Regions from separate parts of the Homo sapiens genome. Here region 1 is linked to region 2. The links are chromatin loops, found by intact Hi-C in ENCODE. Cell type or tissue: HepG2. All regions are shown on one strand. Each heading gives the region's core, and the rest is flanking DNA. Links, peaks and the distances in the headings are about the cores only. Region 1 has its middle 16 kb from the start of USP40. Region 2 holds the start of UGT1A5 (UDP glucuronosyltransferase family 1 member A5).

Region 1 (9,474 bases), core at 576-8,575, 130 kb before region 2:
CAACAGTGTAAAAGTGTTCCTATTTCTCCACATCCTCTCCAGCACCTGTTGTTTCCTGACTTTTTAATGATTGCCATTCTAACTGGTGTGAGGTGGTATCTCATTGTGGTTTTGATTTGCATTTCTCTGATGGCCAGTGATGATGAGCATTTTTTCATGTGTTTTTTGGCTGCATAAATGTCTTCTTTTGAGAAGTGTCTGTTCATGTCCTTCGCCCACTTTTTGATGGGGTTGTTTGTTTTTTTCTTGTAAATTTGTTTGAGTTCATTGTAGATTCTGGATATTAGCCCTTTTGTCAGATGAGTAGGTTGCGAAAATTTTCTCCCATTTTGTAGGTTGCCTGTTCACTCTGATGGTAGTTTCTTTTGCTGTGCAGAAGCTCTTTAGTTTAATTAGATCCCATTTGTCAATTTTGTCTTTGGTTGCCATTGCTTTTGGTGTTTTAGACATGAAGTCCTTACCCATGCCTATGTCCTGAATGGTAATGCCTAGGTTTTCTTCTAGGGTTTTTATGGTTTTAGGTCTAACGTTTAAGTCTTTAATCCATCTTGAATTGATTTTTGTATAAGGTGTAAGGAAGGGATCCAGTTTCAGCTTTCTACATATGGCTAGCCAGTTTTCCCAGCACCATTTATTAAATAGGGAATCCTTTCCCCATTGCTTGTTTTTCTCAGGTATGTCAAAGATCAGATAGTTGTAGATATGTGGCATTATTTGTGAGGGCTCTGTTCTGTTGCATTGATCTATATCTCTGTTTTGGTACCAGTACCATGCTGTTTTGGTTACTGTAGCCTTGTAGTATAGTTTGAAGTCAGGTAGTGTGATGCCTCCAGCTTTGTTCTTTTGGCTTAGGATTGACTTGGCGATGCGGGCTCTTTTTTGGTTCCATATGAACTTTAAAGTAGTTTTTTCCAGTTCTGTGAAGAAAGGCATTGGTAGCTTGATGGGGATGGCATTGAATCTGTAAATTACCTTGGGCAGTATGGCCATTTTCACGATATTGATTCTTCCTACCCATGAGCATGGAATGTTCTTCCATTTGTTTGTATCCTCTTTTATTTCATTGAGCAGTGGTTTGTAGTTCTCCTTGAAGAGGTCCTTCACATCCCTTGTAAGTTGGATTCCTAGGTATTTTATTCTCTTTGAAGCAATTGTGAATGGGAGTTCACTCATGATTTGGCTCTCTGTTTGTCTGTTGTTGGTGTATAAGAATGCTTGTGATTTTTGTACATTGATTTTGTATCCTGAGACTTTTCTGAAGTTGCTTATCAGCTTAAGGAGATTTTGGGCTGAGATGATGGGGTTTTCTAGATATACAATCATGTCATCTGCAAACAGGGACAATTTGACTTCCTCTTTTCCTAATTGAATACCCTTTATTTCCTTCTCCTGCCTAATTGCCCTGGCCAGAACTTCCAACACTATGTTGAATAGGAGTGGTGAGAGAGGGCATCCATGTCTTGTGCCAGTTTTCAAAGGGAATGCTTCCAGTTTTTGCCCATTCAGTATGATATTGGCTGTGGGTTTGTCATAGATAGCTCTTATTATTTTGAAATACGTCCCATCAATACCTAATTTATTGAGAGTTTTTAGCATGAAGGGTTGTTGAAATTTGTCAAAGGCTTTTTCTGCATCTATTGAGATAATCATGTGGTTTTTGTCTTTGGCTCTGTTTATATGCTGGATTACATTTATTGATTTGTGTATATTGAACCAGCCTTGCATCCCAGGGATGAAGCCCACTTGATCATGGTGGATAAGCTTTTTGATGTGCTGCTGGATTCGTTTTGCCAGTATTTTATTGAGGATTTTTGCATCAATGTTCATCAAGGATATTGGTCTAAAATTCTCTTTTTTTGTTGTGTCTCTGCCTGTCTTTGGTATCAGAATGATGCTGGCCTCATAAAATGAGTTAGGGAGGATTCCCTCTTTTTCTATTGATTGGAACAGTTTCAGAAGGAATGGTACCAGTTCCTCCTTGTACCTCTGGTAGAATTTGGCTGTGAATCCATCTGGTCCTGGACTCTTTTTGGTTGGTAAGCTATTGATTATTGCCACAATTTCAGATCCTGTTATTGGTCTATTCAGAGATTCAATTTCTTCCTGGTTTAGTCTTGGGAGAGTGTATGTGTCGAGGAATTTATCCATTTCTTCTAGATTTTCTAGTTTATTTGCGTAGAGGTGTTTGTAGTATTCTCTGATGGTAGCTTGTATTTCTGTGGGATCGGTGGTGATATCCCCTTTATCATTTTTTATTGCATCTATTTGATTCTTCTCTCTTTTTTTCTTTATTAGTCTTGCTAGCGGCCTATCAATTTTGTTGATCCTTTCAAAAAACCAGCTCCTGGATTCATTAATTTTTTGAAGGGTTTTTTGTGTCTCTATTTCCTTCAGTTCTGCTCTGATTTTAGTTATTTCTTGCCTTCTGCTAGCTTTTGAATGTGTTTGCTCTTGTTTTCTAGTTCTTTTAATTGTGATGTTAGGGTGTCAAGTTTGGATCTTTCCTGCTTTCTCTTGTGGGCATTTAGTGCTATAAATTTCCCTCTACACACTGCTTTGAGTGCATCCCAGAGATTCTGGTATGTTGTGTCTTTGTTCTCTTTGGTTTCAAAGAACATCTTTATTTCTGCCTTCATTTCGTTATGTACCCAGTAGTCATTCAGGAGCAGGTTGTTCAGTTTCCATGTAGTTGAGCGGTTTTGAGTGAGATTCTTAATCCTGAGTTCTAGTTTGATTGCACTGTGGTCTGAGAGATAGTTTGTTATAATTTCTGTTCTTTTACATTTGCTGAGGAGAGCTTTACTTCCAATTATGTGGTCAATTTTGGAATAGGTGTGGTGTGGTGCTGAAAAAAATGTATATTCTGTTGATTTGGGGTGGAGAGTTCTGTAGATGTCTATTAGGTCTGCTTGGTGCAGAGCTGAGTTCAATTCCTGGGTATCCTTGTTGACTTTCAGTCTCATTGATCTGTCTAATGTTGACAGTGGGGTGTTAAAGTCTCCCATTATTAATGTATGGGAGTCTAAGTCTCTTTGTAGGTCACTCAGGACTAGCTTTATGAATCTTGGTGTTCCTGTATTGGGTGCATATATATTTAGGATAGTTAGCTCTTCTTGTTGAATTGATCCCTTTACCATAATGTAATGGCCTTCTTTGTCTCTTTTGATCTTTGTTGGTTTAAAGTCTGTTTTATCAGAGACTAGGATTGCAACCCCTGCCTTTTTTTGTTTTCCATTTGCTTGGTAGATCTTCCTCCATCCTTTTATTTTGAGCCTATGTGTGTCTCTGCATGTGAGATGGGTTTCCTGAATACAGCACACTGATGGGTCTTGACTCTTTATCCAATTTGCCAGTCTGTGTCTTTTAATTGGGGCATTTAGTCCATTTACATGTAAAGTTAATATTGTTATGTGTGAATTTGATCCTGTCATTATGATGTTAGCTGGTTATTTTGCTCGTTAGTTGATGCAGTTTCTTCCTAGTCTTGATGGTCTTTACATTTTGGCATGATTTTGCAGCGGGTGGTACCGGTTGTTCCTTTCCATGTTTAGCACTTCCTTCAGGAGCTCTTTTAGGGCATGCCTGGTGGTGACAAAATCTCTCAGCATTTGCTTGTCTGTAAAGTATTTTATTTCTCCTTCACTTATGAAGCTTAGTTTGGCTGGATATGAAATTCTGGGTTGAAAATTCTTTTCTTTAAGAATGTTGAATATTGGCCCCCACTGTCTTCTGGCTTGTAGGGTTTCTGCCGAGAGATCCGCTGTTAGTCTGATGGGCTTCCCTTTGAGGGTAACCCGACCTTTCTGTCTGGCTGCCCTTAACATTTTTTCCTTCATTTCAACTTTGGTGAATCTGACAATTATGTGTCTTGGAGTTGCTCTTCTCGAGGAGTATCTTTGTGGCGTTCTCTGTATTTCCTGAATCTGAATGTTGGCCTGCCTTGCTAGATTGGGGAAGTTCTCCTGGATAATAGCCTGCAGACTGTTTTCCAACTTGGTTCCATTCTCCCCATCACTTTCAGGTAAACCAATCAGACGTAGATTTGGTCTTTTCACGTAGTCCCATATTTATTGGAGGCTTTGCTCATTTCTTTTTATTCTTTTTTCTCTAAACTTCCCTTCTCGCTTCATTTCATTCATTTCATCTTCCATTGCTGATACCCTTTCTTTCAGTTGATTGCATCGGCTCCTGAGGCTTCTGCATTCTTCACGTAGTTCTCGAGCCTTGGTTTTCAGCTCCATCAGCTCCTTTAAGCACTTCTCTGGATTGGTTATTCTAGTTATACATTCTTCTAAATTTTTTTCAAAGTTTTCAACTTCTTTGCCTTTGGTTTGAATGTCCTCCCGTAGCTTGGAGTAATTTGATCATCTGAAGCCTTCTTCTCTCAGCTTGTCAAAGTCATTCTCCCTCCAGCTTTGTTCCGTTGCTGGTGAGGAACTGCGTTCCTTTGGAGGAGGAGAGGTGCTCTGCTTTTTAGAATTTCCAGTTTTTCTATTCTGTTTTTTCCCCATCTTTGTGGTTTTATCTACTTTTGGTCTTTGATGATGGTGATGTACAGATGGGTTTTTGGTGTGAATGTCCTTTCTGTTTTTTAGTTTTCTTTCTAACAGACAGGACCCTCAGCTGCAGCTCTGTTGGAATACCCTGCTCTGTGAGGTGTCAGTGTGCCCCTGCTGGGGGGTGCCTCCCAGTTAGGCTGCTCGGGGGTCAGGGGTCAGGGACCCACTTGAGGAGGCAGTCTGTCCGTTCTCAGATCTCCAGCTGAGTGCTGGGAGAACCACTGCTCTCTTCAAAGCTGTCAGACAAGGACATTTAAGTCTGCAGAGGTCACTGCTGTCTTTTTGTTTGTCTGTGCCCTGCCCCCAGAGGTGGAGCCTACAGAGGCAGGCAGGCCTCCTTGAGCTGTGGTGGGCTCCACCCAGTTCAAGCTTCCCGGCTGCTTTGTTTACCTAATCAAGCCTGGGTAATGGCGGGCGCCCCTCCCCCAGCCTCGTTGCCGCCTTGCAGTTTGATCTCAGACTGCTGTGCTAGCAATCAGCGAGACTCCATGGGCGTAGGACCCTCCGAGCCAGGTGCGGGATGTAATCTCGTCGTGCGCCGTTTTTTAAGCCCGTCGGAAAAGCGCAGTATTAGGGTTGGAGTGACCCGATTTTCCAGGTGCCGTCCGTCACCCCTTTCTTTGACTCGGAAAGGGAACTCCCTGACCCCTTGTGCTTCCCGACTGAGGCAATGCCTCGCCCTGCTTCGGCTCGCGCACGGTGCGCGCACCCACTGACCTGCGCCCACTGTCTGGCATTCGCTAGTGAGATGAACCGGGTACCTCAGATGGAAATGCAGAAATCACCTGTCTTCTGCGTCGTTGCTCACGCTGGGAGCTGTAGACCTGAGCTGTTCCTATTCGGCCATCTTGGCTCCTCCCTCTGTTTTCTGGACTAGATTGTGAGAAACTGGTATTATTTCTTCCTTCAGTGTTTGGTAGAATTTATCAGTGAAGTCATCTGAACTTTACCTTTTTGTTTCTGGGAGCATTTGAATTCAAAATTCAATTTGAATTTAAAAGGTACAGATTATGTCATTTGTGTTATTAATTTCTTCTTGTGTAAAGTCTGACAGCTTGTGTCTTTTAAGAAATTTGTCCATTTCATATAAGCTGTAGATTTTATTGGCATGAATTTGTCCATATTCTCTTATCATTTTAATACCTGTAGAATCTATGGTGATACTACCTCTCCCATTCCCGGTATTGGTAATTTATATCTTCTGTCTTTTTTTTCCAATCAGCCTGGCTAGACATTGGTCAGGTTAATTGATCTGCCCCAAAAGTGAGCTTTGGTGTCATTGGTTTTCTCCATTGTTTTTCTATTTCCTATTTCATTGATTTCTACACTGAAGTTAGCCTCCAGGGAAGGTAGATCACTCACTGTCATGTTTGTTTTTCAAGGACAGTCATCTACCAGTGCGCCAGTCACCAAGGGACAGGTGACTAAACAATGTCTAGTACCCATTAATGTGTCCTGGAGGGAGCCATCTTGTGCTCCTACAAGAATTATGCCCTGAGGTTGGCTGCTGATTCCCTCACTAAATGTTCCTCAGGGTGTTACCTCACACACACTGCTGGGCTAATCCATGGAAATCTCCATGATGTAATTCAGCCCAATGCAACAAGAATTCCGTGAACTTCCTCTATGCCAAGTATAGCATGGGTGCTGTGGAAGGAGGATGAAAATAGGAAGAAGACATAACCTCTGTCTTCAAGGGGTGCTCAGGATACTGGGGGTGACCAATACATATTCCTGAAACAAGGCACCAGACCGATGGGGTGAGCCCACAGCAGAGGCCTACAGCTCTGTTTAGAATGAGGAAGCAGAGCAGGCTGAGAGAGGCAGCTCAGCAGAGTGCTTAGGCAAGCATAGGGCCACGACTCCCCACTGCAGGCAACATATCTGAGGAAAGCCATTTACAATAGGTGATGGTCACATTCCATCAAATCTCTGGAAGGGTTCATGGAGGTGGGGTTTTCAATCTTATTTCAGCCTTTCAAAGGCCTCTCAGGGTTTGGAAATGGAAGCAACAATGTCTGTGCATTGCAGAGACACAGGTGAGCCCCCATTTCCTGCCAGTTAGGAAGTCAGTGCTGAGGGCCTTACTGTATGTCCTTGGCACATGAGATGCCAGTTCCTTTCTGGGCAGAGAGCTTTTGGTTGTCTGAGGATAACATTGAAACTTTGCTTTGAAATGCATTTCAAAAATATGAACTTTATTCAAATTTACTTTCCTTTTTTCATTCTGAATTCTTAAGGTCCAAAAGCATTGCTGAATAATTCTGCTTCTAAACCCCCATTGCAGCACAGGGCATGAACTGTCCCCAGGGCAAAGAACATAAGGTAGTCTTGTGTGGAAAACATACAAGTAGGTATCTCAGCAAATGCTACCTACTGTATCACAGTAGCTTAGAATCACAGCTGCTCACTCTGGGCTGAAGTTCTCTGATGGCTTCTGCAGGGTGGACTGGCCTCCTTCCCCCTATATGTGTGTCTACGGCTGACCTGTGGCTTTGCCGAGGCTGGGAAGCTGCTGGTAGTGCCCATGGATGGGAGCCACTGGTTCACCATGTGGTCGGTGGTGGAGAAACTCATTCTCAGGGGGCATGAGGTGGTTGTAGTCAGGCCAGAGGTGAGTTGGCAACTGGGAAGATCACTGAATTGCACAGTGAAGACTTATTCAACCTTATACACCCTGGAGGATCTGGACCAGGAGTTCATGGCTTTTGCCAATGCTCAATGGGAAGCAGAAGTACGAAGCTTATTTTCTCTATTAATGAGTTCATCCAAATGTTTAGAATTTAATTTTTCACATTGCAGGAGTTTGTTTAATGACTGAAAATTAGTAGAATACTTAAAGGAGAGTTCTTTTGATGCGGTGTTTCTGGATCCTTTAGCTATGTGTGGCTTAATTGTTGCCAAATATTTCTCCCTCCCCTCTGTGGTCTTCACCAGAGGAATACTTTGTCATTATCTTGAAGAAGGTGCACAGAGCCCTGCTTCTCTTTCCTACAGCCCTAGATATGTCTCAGGATTTTCACATGCCATGACTTTTAAGGAGAGAGTATGGAACCACATCTTCTTCTTAAAGGAGCATTTATTTTGCCCATATTTTTTCAAAAATGCCTTAAAAGTAGCCTCTGAAGTTCTCCAAGCACCTGTCATGGCATATGATCTCTACAGCCACACATCAATTTGGTTGTTGTGAATGGACTTTGTTTTGGAGTATCCCAAACCTGTGATGCCCAATATGATCTTCATTGGTGGTATCAACTGCAATCAGGGAAAGCCAGTGCCTATGGTAAGTCGTTGCTCCTTTAGCACATTAAAAGTATTCTGGATTTGAATATTTAAAAAGATTTCTTACTGAACTGGGATTTGACATTTGTGTTTATTGCATCTAAAATTTCTTTTCTATGTAAAAAATTATTTTGTGCCTTCCACATGCTTGTTAGTTAGCAACTTTTATATAATGGCCTCATTAATATGTATGTCTATACAGTTGGTTGGTTAATTGTTCATAATTTCCACTGCATTTTTTTTTTTTTTTTTTTTTTAGAAACACGGTTTTGCTATGGTGCCCTGGCTAGACTCAAACTCCTGGGCTCAAGTGATCCCCCTATGTAAGCCTTCCAAGCAATTATGACCTTTTTAGTATTTTTGGAAAAATACTTAAAACCACAATAAGAAATGAAACTTTCATTTTAGCTAATCCTGTAATACCTGCTACAGTAAAATGCTCTTTGCAGTTTTGTATGCATGTGTTTCCATTTATTGAAATTACTTTATATATAAGCATATATGTAAATGTTTACACTTATTTTATTAAAATCAAATCTATCAGGCTGGACATGTTGTCTTTGCCATGATTTTTTACTTGCCAGTAAATCAGAGACAACTTTACAGATTTGATATGTTCTTTTAATAATTGATAAAAGTCTTTACTTTGGATGCAACATAGTTGCAAGCTTTCCCAGATGTTTTTCTGCTAAAGATTTGGCTAACTTCTTCAAAACAACAATAATAAACAGATGTTGTCTTTCTTTGACCCTGAAGAAAGTATAAAGCAAAATGCCTTTAGCCACCCAAAACAGTGTTACCATGACGTTTGGTCTCGTCCAGTCTGCTTTTGATTTGACTGGATCGCTTTCGTTTCTTGGTAGCCATTGCTTTGATTGTGCTTTGTCTTCAGGGTCTTACTGGTAAAGCTATGTTTCATCTCCTGTTACAATTCTTTGAAGAGATGCTTCAAGGTCTGGATCCCACTTGTTTATAATTTCCATTGAAGGGTCTGTTCTTGTCTGCAGATGATCTGGCTGTAACGGTTTTGGCACCCAACAAGTGGAAAATTTGTTCAACTGAAATTTTTGTCAGAATTGTTTAAACTGATCTGATTGAAATTTCTGTTGTGTTGGCTATTGTTTCTGCTGTTAATTGTCAGTCCTCTTCAGTTAGAGTATGAGCAAGATTAATTGTTTCCTTGTGAATTGATGTATGGATGGTCTGCTGGTGTGGGCTTCATCTTCACCATCATCTTGTCCCTTCTTAAAAGGAATTGCCCATTTGTAAACTGCTAATTTTTTGGAGCATTTTCCCCATTAACTTTCTGTAAAGCATCAGTGATTTCACCGTTCTTCCCTCATGTCTCAGCATAAATTTTAGGCTATTGCTTCAATTGTAGCAGAATTCATGTTGTTTTGATGGGGACTTCTTTCCAACTGATGTCTTATCCTTCTTAGTGCCTCAAACTAGATCCTACTCAGACATGTTTTAACAAGTTAGCATAAGTTTGTTTTGGTGCAAAGAAATTTGAAATCCATGCTTAAGTTTTTCATAATATGCATTTTCATTAATCGTGTGATGATCCCTCATCTATTACTTTTATAGGGATGGGCCACGCATTTTTGTTCATTGTTCTGGCTTCTTACAAGGT
Region 2 (9,474 bases), core at 438-8,437:
CACTGCAGTTTATCAGCACCCAGACATCCATCCTGGGTGCCTGCCCTCCGTTCTATTCCCTTTCCATCTTTTCTCTGACTTTTGTGATGATTATTTCTCTTGTGTTTTTCTTCATCAGCATTTATTTTAAGTTCCAGGGCACACATGCAGGATGTGCAGGTTTGTTACATAGCTAAACATGTGCCATGGTGGTTTGCTGCCCAGATCAACCCATCACCTAGGTATTAAGCTCAGCATCCATGAGCTATTCTTTTTGATGTTCTCTCTCCCTCGACTATTTCTTTGCTTTTCTTTACAATTTTGCCACCTAAATTTGCATCTGTAAATAATACAGATGATTTTACCTGTTTCGGTACTTAACATAAATAGAATTTTACTGTTTTTCTTTGTCTTGCCTTTTTTTTTTTTTTGGTTCAACCTTATGTTTGAGAGATTCATGATGTGTGTTTTTACAAGTTGTAGTTTGTGGATTGTCAGTACTGAATATATCCCATTGTATGAATACACCACAATTTTATTTATCCATTCTACTGTTGATGGGCTTTGGGTTGTATCTAGCTTTTCACTACTGTGAACAATGTTACAACGAACATTCTTTTACATTCTGAAACACATGTGAGTGGGTTTTTAGAGTATATACCTAGGGGTGGAGCTGCTGCGTTGGAGGGCGTGCATATCATTAATTTAATAAGATGTAACTATTTTTCAGAGTGGTTGTACATATCCCTGATTGCTAAGGCATTAGTTATGTACATGACTGATTATATTGAGGGTTTTAAAATATACTTATCAGTCATTTGGATTTCCTCTTTTGCCCATTCAAGTCTATTGCCCACTGGGTTGTCTACTCGAATTATGTATGCATTCTGGATACTAGTTCTTTGGCAGTTATAGATATTGCAAATATCTTCCCCCACTCTGCATCTTGCTTTTTACTTTTATTCAAACGAATTAGAATAAACATCTTAGTATATGACTCACTGTGCTCCTGTGTGGGAGTTTCCACAGGGGAGTTGCCGGAAAATGGACTTACTGTGTCGTGCACATTTTAAATGTCATTAGGCATTAACAATTTATTCTTCCCTTAGCAATGTATAAGTGTACACTTTCCTTCATATCCTTGCCACATGTATTATCATCAAATGCTTTCAGTTTTTGACAATCCAATAGGTAAAAAATATCTCAAGGTTATTTGAATTTTCATTTCCCTTATTAATTCTTCATTTAAACGTCTTTTGTGTGTGTGTGTTTACTTTCATCAAGTTGTTTCACCAGTGAAGATAAGAACTGGTATTTACCTTCTGCATTTAATAGAATTGATGCAACTGGCTGAGCGTGGTGGCTCATGCTTATAATCCCAGCACTTTGCGGGGCCGAAGCAGGAGGATAGCTTGAGCCCAGGAGTTTGAGACCAGCCTAGGCAGCATAGTGAGATTCCTTCACTACAGAAAGTAAAAACCTAGCTGGACATGGTAGCGTGTGCCTGTAGACCTAACTACTCGGAAGGCTGAGGTGGGAGGATTATTTGAGCCCAGGAGTTCAAGGTTCCAGTGAGCTATGTTTGCATCATTGCACCTCAGCCTGGGCAACAGAGCAAGACCCTGACCAACTCCCCACCCCCCCCCAAATCAATGCAACCTGTGATCACTTTATTTGGGCAACTTCCCCAAATTCTTGACTCAGTGAATTTGTTGCAGGGCTTTTCTTTTTTAATCTCTTTTATTGGTTCACATACTAGAACAATCTCAGGGGCTATCTGGTTAGGTATTGCTTGCTACAGAGCCAAACTATGTCACCAGAACCCATTTATATGTTTCCATTTCTTGTCTCTGTTTCCTCGGCCGTGGCATCCTTCTCAGTGTCATAATACCCAAGCAGCAGGGGCTTCAGCCTGAGTTCTTTTCCCAGGATTCCTAGTTAAAGTTCTTCTGCCTCATTGGCTCTAATGAAGTCACATGCCCATCTCTGAACTAATCATGGTGGCCAAGGGGATGAGACGTGCTGATTGGTTGAGGCCTAGGTCACATGTTCTATCCTGAGCTGGGAGTGGATCCTCACCAGAAGTACATTTGAGAGTTTGGGGGAGGGGTGGCCGCTGGGATGAGATAGGAAATAACTTGTCCACGCTGTGAATTACCCTTCAATTAATGATATTTTCTATTTAGATGTCAGATTTTTTGTTACTAGTTTGTCATATAAACCTATTACTATATAGATTTTTCTGTGTCCTAATCTAAATTTCTTTTAATAATCTATGGGTGAACACTCAATAAGAATGTCCTCCAGAAAGGATGACCTGCCGACTTTTAAAGCAATCATTTTGGGGCTTATAAGTATTTAGTATTTGAAGTCTCTGCCTCTTGCTCTCTTTTAGGAATTCTTTTTCCTACTGTGATATATGTAAGTACTTATAAATTTAAACTTAAAATTCAAAAAATATACCAGGATGTGAAAGAAACATTATTAAATATAGGTGTTTTGCTGTGAGTGTTTCTTGGAATAGGTAGGGCTTTGTATAGTAGGTTTTGGTCTTTTGGTCAGCTTGGGAAAATTTTGTTCTTTTTTAATTGAATGATATGTTTTCAATTGATACTACTAAAATAAACATTATTGGAGTATTATTTACATGCAATAAAGTGCACCGTTTTAATGATACATTTCTGAGTTGTAATGATTTTATTTAGCTGTGCAGCCATCACCACATTCAAGACACGGAGCACTCCATTACCCAGTAACTTCCCTTCTGTCCTATCTCAGTCACCTAATACCTCCCCTCACCTTAGGCAACCCTGGATGGTTTCTGTTGCTGGATAACAGAATTGTCTTTTCTAGAGTTTCATCTGAATGGAATCATACAATTATGAATGAAAAACACACAGGTATACTGTTTTGTGTCTGGCCTCTTTGGCTCGGCATAATGTCTCTTCAGATCCTTTCACATTGTTGCATGTATCAATATTTCATTCGTTTCTATTTCCGAGTAGCATTTCATTGTATAGATATATCATCATTTGCTTATGCATTTATTTATTGATGGACATGTGGATAGTTTCCAGTTGTTGGCTATTATGAATAAAGCTGCTATGACTATTCGAGTACGAGTGTTTCTGAGATTTCATTTTTCTTGGGTAAATACTTAAAAGTGGGATTGTTGGGTTGCATGGTAGGTGTATGTATGACTTCATAAGAAACAGTCGAACTGTTTCCAAAGCAGTTATACAATTTTACATTCCTAACAGCAACGCATTAGAGTTCTGGCTGCTCTGTATTTGTGCTAAGACTTGCTATTTTTAGTCTTTTACATTTTAGCCATCCTAATGGGTGTGTAGTAGAATTTCATTGGGTTTGAATTTGCATTCCTCTTATGACTGATGATAATCTTTTCATGTGCTTATTGATCATATGCCTGTTTTCTTTTAAAAGGTGCCCTTTCAAAATCTTCCGCACACCTTTATTGGTTTGTTTGTCTTCTTATATTTGAGTAGTGAGTTCTTTACATATTCTGGATACAAGTGCTATGTCAGATAGTTGTGTTTCTGTTTACTTCTGGTGTGTGGTGTCCTTTGTTTCATTTTTTAAAAAACAACGTCTTTCAAGGAGCAAAAGTTGCAAGTTTTGATTAAGTCAATTTTAGCAAACGTTTTGTGTTTTGTACCCCTCGTGCCCTATCTAAGGAATCTTTGTCTACCAAAAGGTGGGAGGATTTGTTTCTATGTTTTTTAAAAAAGTTAAACAGTTTAAGTTTGTAGGTTTGGGTGGAAAGAGGTCTTTAGACCACTTAGTCTTTGTTTAGGTCTTTGTTTATGTCTCTGAGATTGGCAGAGGGGAATATACAATCATTCAGATCAGGCTATTGGATGCCTTTTTCTATCTCTGAATTTTTCTGGGGTGACCTCACTGACACCCATGGCTTCAATCACCACTTATGCTGATGGCTCCAAGTCTATCTGTGCAGCCCAGACCCCTCCTCATCTCCAGACCCTGGAAGCTGATGCCTTGGGCTGCTCCTCCTATTTCCTGGGCACCAGGAATATGAGCTACTCCCTCCCCACAGTCCTGCTCTCCCCAGTGCTCCCATGTCGCTGAAGGCACCACCATCTTCCAAGATACATGGGCCTCCCCAGGGTCTAGGAGTCCTAGACGTGGGAGTAGAAATTAGATGACATTGGTGTCTAAACAAAACACCACTGCATGGAGATAGAACAGGGGAGCCCCCTGAATGTGGTGAGAGCACCCTCCCAGGTGTGTTCCACCCTCACCCCGGGCTCATCAGGAGGGTGCTTAGGATGCATACAGTTTTAAGGGGGTTGGAGGAATAGTTCAGAGGCTGAGATGTTGCACCCACAGCTGAGAATCCCTTTCTAGCGCTCTGTGTCCTCACAACTCCCCGGGAATCATCCTCCCCTGGAGAGTTCCCAAAGCCCTTGCAGGCCTGCCTTCTCTGTGCCTTCCTGCCTGCGCCCTCTGGTGGACAGCTCCATTCGCTGCCTGTCCCATGGGTTCTGTCCAAAGGTGGAATCTATTATCAATGTGGATTTCTAATGGGGGTAACTTCCTCCCTAAGGGAAGCCTCAGCTTCACCAGCAATGGCAGACACGGCCAGGCATGTAGACACAGAGGAAGTGAGATAGAAAGTGTGCACAGCCCAGAGAGCCTGCCCACATCATCCTGGGGCGACCAGGACAAGGAGGCGTCAGCAATCTTGCCAAGCACAAGTATGAGTGACTTTCTGGAGCAGGACGAGTCTCATGGGCGTGAGACCATTGTGAGTGCTCAGGGTCTCTCCATTAGAAAGGCACACGTTTAATTCTCCATTTTGAAATTTGAACTAGAGCCCCCACAAATTATTCTGTTCTGGAGGAACCATTCTTATCAGAACTTGGTGCTGGATTGACTTGGAAAAAAGCCTGACCATAATCTTCAGGATGAAATAAAGGCCTGGATGAATGGACACTTCAGTCTCTAAGCAGACTTGCAGAAGACTGGAGCCTTCAGCATTCAGAAGAGGAATTCAGACTGTGCAAGATCTGAGGCCAGGCTCCAGCTCCCCCGGTCCCTTGGTGAGCAGGAGCTCCCTGAACCCACCATGGGTCTTTGCTAGGGTTGTCTTGCACATGTGTGCTTTAGACAGCAGCACCTCTTCTTCCATGGTGTAGATGGAGAATCCTCAACAAAGCCTTTCCAAGAATCTGATCATCACATCTTGAGCTCAGCCTCCCTGCAGCTTTTTTTATATTGACAGCCACTTCAGAGAGAGTCCTCTTTGAGCTTTACAAGAAATATCCTGGTGTGAAAAACGACCAAAACCAGATAGCCAGCCTCCCCACTCCCTGTTTAAAGAAAGCTGGCTTAGCAATGTTGTCTGCATTTTGGATGTGCTGTGTTACCCATATGTGGGAAGAAAGAGTATTAAGAGTTAGCAAATAGGGTCACATCCAGCAGAGACCATATGGTTGGGGACTAGGGCAATGGTGACTCCTCAGACCTCAGCTGCAGCCTGATAAACGTGGTTAAGAGAGAAGTAGGAGACAGTGACATGAAATGGGGGTTCACAGCCTTGTGTTGGGAATTGAATGAGAAACAAGAGCTTGAACTTGGATGTTCCCCAGAGCGAGCGCAAGGTCAGATGAGTTTTTCAAGATAGGAGTGATCGGTCTTTCCCAGGGTGGGGCCCATAATGCAAGACAATTATAGATTAACGGGTAATAAGTAACTGGAGGAGGGCACTCTGTCTTCAATTACATGTTGATTTGCTAGGTGTCTCAGTGACAAGGTAATTAAGACGAAGGAAACAATTCTAGGAGGCACAACGTGGGGTGGACAGTCAGCTGTCGGTGGCTTCTGCTGAGATGGCCACAGGACTCCAGGTTCCCCTGCCGCAGCTGGCCACAGGACTGCTGCTTCTCCTCAGTGTCCAGCCCTGGGCTGAGAGTGGGAAGGTGCTGGTGGTGCCCACTGATGGCAGCCACTGGCTCAGCATGCGGGAGGCCTTGCGGGACCTCCATGCGAGAGGCCACCAGGTGGTGGTCCTCACCCTGGAGGTGAATATGTACATCAAAGAAGAGAACTTTTTCACCCTGACAACGTATGCCATTTCATGGACCCAGGACGAATTTGATCGCCTTTTGCTGGGTCACACTCAATCGTTCTTTGAAACAGAACATCTTCTGATGAAATTTTCTAGAAGAATGGCAATTATGAACAATATGTCTTTGATCATACATAGGTCTTGTGTGGAGCTACTGCATAATGAGGCCCTGATCAGGCACCTGCATGCTACTTCCTTTGATGTGGTTCTAACAGACCCCTTTCACCTCTGCGCGGCGGTGCTGGCTAAGTACCTGTCGATTCCTGCTGTGTTTTTCTTGAGGAACATTCCATGTGATTTAGACTTTAAGGGCACACAGTGTCCAAACCCTTCCTCCTATATTCCTAGATTACTAACGACCAATTCAGACCACATGACATTCCTGCAAAGGGTCAAGAACATGCTCTACCCTCTGGCCCTGTCCTACCTTTGCCATGCTGTTTCTGCTCCTTATGCAAGCCTTGCCTCTGAGCTTTTTCAGAGAGAGGTGTCAGTGGTGGATCTTGTCAGCCATGCATCTGTGTGGCTGTTCCGAGGGGACTTTGTGATGGATTACCCCAGGCCGATCATGCCCAACATGGTCTTCATTGGGGGCATCAACTGTGCCAACGGGAAGCCACTATCTCAGGTCTGTATTGGTGCCTTTATCCAATCAATGTTCCAGGCAAAACACTTTTTAAAAAATGTATTTACTTACAAGTGCTTCCATATCTACTTATCTTTCCAAAGATTTCATTTCTGCTTCTCATTGTTGTAATAGTCTTCAGTGAGATAAACTTTTAAAGGGTCAATGGTAGTGCAGTTCAGGGTTTCAATGGCCACTGAGAGGAAGGAGAGGCAGGGACGAGGATCTGTCAAAGGATGGGCAAGAGTGGTGTGACTCACGGAGACTGTTCGTTTGTAAAAGCACCATCTTCATGGCTGTGGATGTGCTTCAGCTGGGCAGGAGCAGGGACACTACACTGAGAACTGATCCATCCAATCTTGCTGGCAAGATTTTCAGTAGAAAGGAGGAAGGAATAGAAATTTACAATTGTTGACGTGACAATTTTTAGTGGTCCCATCTTGCAAAAGATAGAGAGGTGACCACAGGAGACCTAAGCACTCAGAGGAAGTAGAGGTTTCAAAGAAGTTGACTCAGTTCAGTGGAATTGGGCCAATGTAGGTGCAATGGATGTCTGTGATCAGAGAATGAAACACAGAGTTCAGTTTCCAGAGAGGGAGTGTTGGATTGTAATAGGAGAATGTTTCTTGTGAAGACACTACTTAAAAAAAATTCTTACTAGGTTAACTTCATGGTCTAATACCGAAGTGTCCAATAGAAATATCATGTAAACCACATACATAATTTAAACTTTTCTAGTGGGCATGTTAAACACCAGCAAAAAGAAACCACTAAAATTAATGTGAATAATGCATTTTATTTAACCAGATGTATCCCAAATATTATCCTTTCAACATGTGAACTGTTTAACGTAGCTTTTTTTGTTGTTAAGTCTTCAAAATCTAGCATATATTTGACACTTACAGTATATCTCAATTTGGAATAGCCACATTTCAAGTGCTCAATATTCATATGTAGTTAGTGACAACAATATGGTGAATGTTTATAAATATTCCATGGATAAAACTAAAATTCTATCTTTTAAATTTTTCTATCTTTTGAGATGGAGTCTTGCTCTGTCACCCAGTCTGGAGTGCAGTGGTGGGATCTTGGCTCATTGCAACCTCCACCTCCCAGGTTCAACTGATTCTCCTGCCTCAGCCTCCCAAGTAGCTGGAACTACAGGCGCATGGCACCACATCCAGCTAATTTTCTTTTTTTTTGTATTTTTTATGGAGATGGAGTTTCATCATATTGGCCAGGCTGATCTCAAATGCCTGATCTCAAGTGATTCACTCACCTCAGCCTGCCAAAGTGCTGGAATTACAGGCGCGAGCCACCACACCTAGGCAATTTTTCTATCTTTTAAAAGACCCTCTACTGAATCTGCCCAATTCTGTGAAGGATGTCTTTTAAAAAATCCCCTTACATAACAAATTCTCCTCCAGTTATATTTTGGCTCTTGAATAGGTTTTGCTTTATACATAGTGATTAGATTGGTGCATGTAGGTTTGAGGTTTGAGACTTATATTTTCTTCACAGTTTGCTGTTATCATTAAATAATAATCCTTAAAATACATTTTATCTGATATCAGTAATGTGACTCCTATGTTATTTTTTGAATTCCCCATCTCTTTTAATTTGAAAATGATTTGTGTGCAAGTGGGTAGCTCACACCTGTAATTTCAGCCCTTTGGGAGACCGAGGGAGGAGGATTGCTTGAGCCCAGGAGTCTGAGAGCAGCCTGGGCAACATGCTGAGACTCCATCTCTACAAAAAATTAAAAAATTATCCAGGTGTGATGGTGCACACCTGTGGTCCCAGCTACTCGGGAGGCTGAGGCAGGAGGATCACTTGATCCCAGGAGGTGGAGGCTGCAGTGTGCCATGTTCACGCCACCTCACTCCAGCCTGAGTGACAGAGCGAGGACCCATCTCAAAAAAATAAAAATTTATTTGGAATGTGAAAATCTTGTTTTAAAGTTAGAAAACATTTTTTTAAAACTCCAATATGAAAAGCTGGGTGCAGTAGCTTGTGCCTGTGGCCCCAGCTACTTGGGAGGCTCAGGTGGGAGGATCATTGAGCTCAGGAGTTTCAGCTCTTGTGGTTTGTTGACTGACTGACTGATTGACTGATTGATTGATTTAAAACACAACAAAACCCAAAATGACTTTAATCTGATAGTTTCTTTTGATGTCAGCATTCTGATTCTGTCCATTCTTAGTTGTATTCTTTCCACTGAGTGTAAGCTCATTCCTTTAACAGAAATTTAGTTTTTCCATCTTAGTTTTGGAATTCCATGGCCCTTTTCCATTTCCATGGAGATGCAGTGCAGCATCTTCAAGTCTCTAATTCTTACATCTGTCTCTTTCACTTGCAAGAGCCCTTGTGATTACATTGTCCTGCCCGGACATCCAGCATAATCTCCCCATGTCAAAACCCTTAATATAATCACATCTATAAAGTCTCTTCCACCTGTAATGGAATATATTCCCAGGTTTGCGCAACTACAATGTAGATACTTTGTGGGGCTGTGATTCTGCCTACCACAGACACTAAGCTTAAAGTGAAACCCACATCTTATTCAAAACTTGGAGGTTTTCCTTCATTTGGCCATTTAAATTTAATTTTTGTTTCTGTCCTCCGTAGTCTTCTATTCTCCAGGCTTCAGAGCTCTCAGCTTACCATTCAATTATCTCCTTTCTCTCCTTATATTCCTTTTTTCATTTTTTAAAAACAATACTTTCAAAGAGCAAAAATTTTAGAATTTGATGAGGTTTAT

The links. A loop is a pair of places that touch in the nucleus more often than their neighbours do. Peaks named below come from ENCODE experiments on the same cell type or tissue, not always from the same donor. Only the 100,000 strongest peaks of a DNase experiment are listed, where the experiment ranks them.
Region 1: a loop joins it to region 2, with 8 times the contacts of the local background. A loop is called at or near these places in 4 of 110 quality-filtered maps.

What each region holds. Positions count from the first base shown.
Region 1 is chr2:233,578,450-233,587,923 of GRCh38, forward strand. It overlaps UGT1A and the pseudogene UGT1A12P. Among named protein-coding and RNA genes, the nearest start is that of USP40, 16 kb to the left of the region's middle. RefSeq lists an enhancer at 4,599-5,189. In HepG2, for the core only: no CTCF peak of the experiment used is centred there; no DNase peak of the experiment used is centred there.
Region 2 is chr2:233,707,143-233,716,616 of GRCh38, forward strand. All of the region lies in intron 1 of UGT1A8 (UDP glucuronosyltransferase family 1 member A8), which reads left to right. All of the region lies in intron 1 of UGT1A10 (UDP glucuronosyltransferase family 1 member A10), which reads left to right. The region is part of intron 1 of UGT1A9 (UDP glucuronosyltransferase family 1 member A9); the gene reads left to right. The region is part of intron 1 of UGT1A7 (UDP glucuronosyltransferase family 1 member A7); the gene reads left to right. It also overlaps UGT1A6, UGT1A5 and UGT1A. RefSeq lists enhancers at 5,468-5,968, 5,969-6,469. In HepG2, for the core only: CTCF peaks have their summits at 4,458 (motif pointing left) and 6,016 (motif pointing right); a DNase peak (open chromatin) is centred at 4,439.